2 separate regions of the Homo sapiens genome follow, and region 2 is linked to region 1. A link is a contact called in ENCODE Hi-C or POLR2A ChIA-PET data. All regions are on one chromosome and are shown on one strand. Each heading gives the region's core, a stretch centred on a gene start or an enhancer-like site at or near the end of the contact. The rest is flanking DNA. Distances are from core to core; before and after follow the strand shown. Region 1 has its middle 5.8 kb from the start of DRC11. Region 2 has its middle 210 kb from the start of ACKR3.

Evidence for each region. Hi-C counts contacts between places; a loop is a spot of excess contacts on that map. ChIA-PET counts read pairs that join two places held with the same protein, here RNA polymerase II (POLR2A). Pooled maps may share reads with other maps.
Region 2: a loop to region 1 is called in a pooled map, with 1.8 times the contacts of the local background. The contact joins two enhancer-like sites. A Hi-C loop is called at or near these places in 2 of 168 maps with a recorded cell type or tissue (MCF 10A and mammary epithelial cell) and 4 of 50 pooled maps. POLR2A ChIA-PET finds 5 or more read pairs at or near these places in 2 of 52 experiments (A673 and CD8-positive, alpha-beta T cell).

The regions. Positions count from the first base shown.
Region 1 is chr2:236,511,878-236,514,577 of GRCh38, reverse strand. No RefSeq gene overlaps it. Among named protein-coding and RNA genes, the nearest start is that of DRC11, 5.8 kb to the right of the region's middle. RefSeq lists an enhancer at 1,225-1,294. Within about 2 kb of position 1,442, at least 2 of the 41 ENCODE cell types and tissues checked have a DNase peak (open chromatin) inside an H3K27ac peak, as active enhancers do.
Region 2 is chr2:236,781,796-236,784,495 of GRCh38, reverse strand. No RefSeq gene overlaps it. Among named protein-coding and RNA genes, the nearest start is that of ACKR3, 210 kb to the right of the region's middle. Within about 2 kb of position 1,380, at least 2 of the 41 ENCODE cell types and tissues checked have a DNase peak (open chromatin) inside an H3K27ac peak, as active enhancers do.

The DNA of each region.
Region 1 (2,700 bases), core at 193-2,692:
GTCTTTACAAATTTGCCTGTTCTAGACATTTCATATGATGTGGAATCATACAAAGTGTGTTCCTTTGTGTCTGGCTTATTTCACTCAGCGTAATATTTTCAGGGTTCATCCATGCTATAGCATGTGTCAGAACTTCATTCTTCTCTACAGCTGTATGTTGTTCTATTTACATATACACCACATTTTGTTTATCCACTCATCTCTACTTCTTGTCTTTGAATTGTCCCCTGCCTCATGACCCTGTGAGCAATTATCTTGCTCACATAAACCTCCATAGTTTGAGGGTCGCCGTACAATTCAGTCCAAAGTTCTCGGCCTGCTATCAAGTCCATATAACATCTGGCCTGAGTCGATTCCCAGGTCAAAGGCAAATACTGGCTCTCGAACGAACATATCCCTGTACTTTTCCTGCTGCTCTACCTTTGCCGTGTTGTTTCCTTCACCTGGCATGGTCTCCCATTTCCTCAGGTCAAAGCCCCACTCACCTTTTACGTAGCTAGCTCTAATCCCACCAGCATAACACCTTCCACTTTCCCAAGGGCAAAGTAGCCCCTCTCTCTTCTAAACTCCCAAAAGACTTTGTGCTGTGACATTTAATCACCCCCTACCTTTATCTCTTCTACTCCACTCCCTGAAGGCTGAATTCCTATCAAAGGTTTCTTTTTCTATTGCACCACATTGAGTATTGTGATTGGCATAGTATGGGTGTCCATAATATTTGCCCAACTGAATTCATACATATTGAGAACACGGAGAAAAAAACATTTTCCCAGATACCTGGCAGTCTGATTATGAGGCTGTATAAAGACATGTACATTTGACATAAAATAAGGCATCAACTGTTTAGGACAAAAACATAGTAATTGTGGAAGAAATAGTGACCAATTTAGAGGAAATTATTTGAAAAGTGAATCAAAATAATGATTTGGACCTCAGATGCCTAGCAAGGTACACAGAATGGTTACTAAACAAGTAAGCTCAGAGTTTTCATGTAAGAAGAGAAAATAAGCTTATTAATATCACTCAGGCCTGGCAGGATGGGACCCTGGAATGGAACTGAGTAGGATAGAGAGACCAGGGTGGATGGAGCAGAGCTCTGGTCCTCCCTGGAAGCCCAGGACCTGCTCTGGCCCTTCAAGGAAGTAGCTTCTCCTTGGTGGATGTTAATGGTCAGTTCCATGGCCAGTGCTCTCCCGCAAGCTGCCAGGAGCCTTCCTGGGCAAGGTCTCAGTCCACTGTGCTTGGTATTTACAGCCTCATCTTTTGGTACAGTGTATTCCTGTCTTGTCATGCTTTAGTCTTACCGTTACTGGGGGAAATGGGAGGGGGTGTTAGCGAAGGAGGTGAGGAAGGAGCCTGGGTCCTTGGGTGAGAAGGTGGCAGCAGGAAGCATTGCATCCTCCCCACTTTGACTGGTTAGTGGCTGGCCTGCCACCGTGTGGCAGGAAAAGGCCCTGCTTCCTGTTGCAGCTTGAGTTGTCTTAGACCGAGGTGTAGACAGATGAGCTGCTTTGGGACCCTTTAACCCCGGTTCAGGCCTGGTAAAGAAACAAGTTCCCTGGTTTGGCTGAATTGTCATGGCATAATGAAAAAAACTACAGGAGAGAATTGTGCGGTTCTGAGTGACTGATGACTCATTAAAATAAAATAGGTCAGGTTCTGGCCCAGTGAACTTCATGTGATCACAGGAAATATTCCAGACCATTAAAATGATTTGTGAGTTTTTAGAAAAGGAAGCAGAGATAACAAGTATTATCATCTTGGATTTTCCAAAAACAAGACATGCCAGATCAGCCTAATTGTAAATTTCTGTAGTTACTAACATAATACATAAGGCAATGCTATAGCTAGGATATAGCTGCATATTACTGTGCGCTTGAAAATCCTTATCTCATGGATTTGTTGAGGGCAAGGAGGAATACAAGCCAGATGATAGCACAGCTGGCAGGTTTATAACTTGTGGATTGGTGCTAACTTGAACTCATTTCTGGTGCCATGCTGTGGGGCGCCCTGGCTTTGTCATTGAGAACATGTTTATCAATAGCATGGATCATTTGAGGGATGACGTGGAACTGGATGGGATGATGTATGCACTGAATAACAGAGGAGACATTCAGCAGGAGACACTGTAGGCAGTTTTGGGGGGTTAGCTGACTATGGGCATCATGAGTCATCGGTGTGGCGTGACCGCCCTACAATGGATCTAAGGTGTGGAGACTCAAGGAAGGGCCCCTTTTGCTACTTGATGAAATGCCTACCACCTCCCACTAGAAGCTTTTGTTTCATTGGTTTATGTCTGAAGGATGCTAAGTTGTGTTAACAGCATCACAGAGGGAAGGACAACTTAAAATCTTGTAATGTAGAAGAAGCTGAGGGTTCTTACTCTGTAACCAAGAGGACTTTGATTAGGGGCGGGGGGTGCAGGTGGACAGGTGGACATGGGCTTAAATTTTTCAAAGACTGCTCCCATAAAAGAGGGATTGGAAGCCGGGCACAGTGGCTCACGCCCGTAATCCCAGCACTTCAGGAGGCCAAGGCAGGTGGATCACCTGAGGTCGGGAGTTTGAGACCAGCCTGACAAACATGGAGAAACCCCATCTCTACTAAATATACCAAAAAAAAAAAAATAGCCTGATGTGGTGGCACATGCCTGCAATCCTAGCTACTCGGGAGGCTGAGGTAGGAGAATCGCTTGAACCC
Region 2 (2,700 bases), core at 131-2,630, 270 kb before region 1:
GGCTGGAGTGCAGTGGCACAGTCTCGGCTCACTGCAAGGTCCACCTCCCGAGTTCACACCATTCTCCTGCCTCAGCCTCCCGAGTAGCTGGGACTACAGGTGTCCACCACCACGCCCGGCTAATTTTTTGTATTTTTAGTAGCGACAGGGTTTCACCGTGTCAGCCAGGATGGTCTTGATCTCCTGACATCGTGATCCGCCCGCCTTGGCCTCCCAAAGTGCTGGGCTTACAGGCGTGAGCCACCACACCCGGCCAAATGTGTGTTGTTTTTAAGCCATCGAACTTGCAGTAATTTGTTACAGCAGCAATTGAAAACAAAGACACTTAGCAAGTGTTTACTGAACACCTACTGCGTGATGAGCATACAAAACCACAGGGGATATAGAGGTGAACAAAAGAAACAAGAGGGAGGAAATAAACCAGCAAACATGTTCAGGTACAAAACAAATCGATGGCTGATCATTTTGATAAAGACAATCATACCAGGTGGTGTGAGTCAGCCACTGTGAGTGGGTGGGAAGCAGCTATTTGAGATGGGATGGTCAGAGGCAGACCCTCTGTGGGATGAACGGAGGCCTTGCAAATATCCCAGAAAGGAGTCCAGAAAGAGGAAGCAGCCAAGTGCAATGTTCCAGAGGCAAAAATGATCTTGTCTTATTCCAAGGAGAACAAACAGAGTGAACAGCGGGAGATGGGTGGGGGCCGGGCTGAGCAGAGTCAAGTGTCCTGGGGCACCCACACCCCATGCTGCTCAGGGCAATGGTGTGGGGATCCACGTGAAAATCCCTGCCACTGCTCTATGGATGACGATGATGAGGGCAGAGTGGACACTGGGAGGGGAGTCTAGAAACTGCTGCAAGAGCAGAGGCAAGAGATGAGAGGGTTAGATTGCAGGGGAGGGGGGCAGTCTGCAGAGTGTACAAGGGGACTTTTTGCCCCATTTTCAGCAATTCCCATGCATAGAGTCTGTTTCTTCAGAGGAAATAGTGCCAATTTTTTTTTTTTTTTTTTGCCAAGCAGTTGCATTTGTTTTGACACTTGACTTAATTACCACATTTCCGAAAGAAAAAAAAAAAAGAAAAGATAAAAACCACCATTTTTGGCGCTTTGTCCATAATAACAGTTCAGGATATATTTTTTGAGTGAGAGTGTGAATAGATGGATGATGTGGACACTATCTGGAAATATGGATCCCGTTGGCCAGATTTCTTGATGGAAACTATGGCTCTGACAGCATGGGTTTCAGAATGACAGGGTCAAAGGATTTGTCAACGATACCTGTGGCCAAGCATTCACGGATGCCGACCATGTGGCTTAAGGTATGAGTCATTGCAAAACATTCCAGTATTTTTTAAATTACATCACTTTAAAAACCAATTACATCAGTTACAAAGGGCATGTGCGTAGGATTTCTGCTTCTCTTTAGTATTTTTGTTCTTACTGGCAATGGTTTCTACTCCTGACTAGTGGCTTTAGAGAGCTGCATGAATTAATTCACTTCTTATAAAATAAAGCATATTTGTACTCAGAATCCTAAAGCCACATGGATTTCAGAAAACAATTTCTTTGGAGCTCCTAGAAAATGATGGAATCAATAATGTAACAGACATGGGAACTGACAGAAATGTTACTGTCCCACAAAGAGCTCCTTCTACTTAAGTATTTCTGTGGCAGCCCGTACACTTTATGTTTGTTTTAACACAAGGACTAATCAAAGCTACATTCCTTAGTGAACACCAGAATGGCTCAGCTTTCTTATAACACAATTTCTTGCAGTACACATGTAAATTGATCAAATGGAAAAAGCAAAAGTAGGGAATCTGGTTAAAGTGCTGAAGTATTGCCTCTCTTCTTCCTTGCAAAGCAATTAGCCCAGCAGCATTCCATTTCGTCTCCTATTTTGCTAAATAGACAAAATCTGTGCTTCTACTCTATAGCGAATAACTCCTGGGGATATTGTTTCAAAGAGCATTGATTCAAAGAAGGAAGGTGAAGCAAAACCTTGACTAAACAGATTGCTGATGGACTGTGGTTCTGGATAATTGAATTTTCCAGTTAACCCAAGAACTCTGTCGCTCTCTGGCCTCCCTCACTCACCCGGCATATCCTCCTCGCCCGGGAATTTACCAAAACACAGCTGTGGTCTTCGCAGTTGCTTGCCCACAACCCTTTTGTTTTTGTGCTCTAATTTGCTTGAACATTCACTGTGAAGTCCTTTTGTGTCTCAGAAACGAATGTAGAGAGGCCGTAGGATGAGAACCCGCCCCTGGATCTCGGCTGACTTTCTGGGTTTGATGCGGACCTTTCACCCGTGCTCAGGTCATCTCAGTCCATTCTCACACACCTTCTGCAGGTCAGAGATAAAATTAGAGCTGCACGCCAGGATCTCAGTGAGGTAGTGGCAGTGATTATGATGGTGGAAAAGGTAGGGGTGGGAGGGAAGCCAGGCGCAGGCAGACAAGGAGGCCGTCCTCTAGGGAAGAGGTCACGAAGAAAGTAACTCCTAGGGATATTGTTTCAAAGAGCATTGATTCAAAGAAGGAAGGTGAAGCACAACCTTGACTAAAGAGATTGCTATGGGCTGTGGTTCAGCAATGATGAGGTGCTGGGGATGGTGATGAGGGGGGACCAGATGCAAGGAACTTTTTAGAAATGGTAGTGACTTTCTAGAAGCAGCAGCTTTTGGGCTGGCAGAGGTG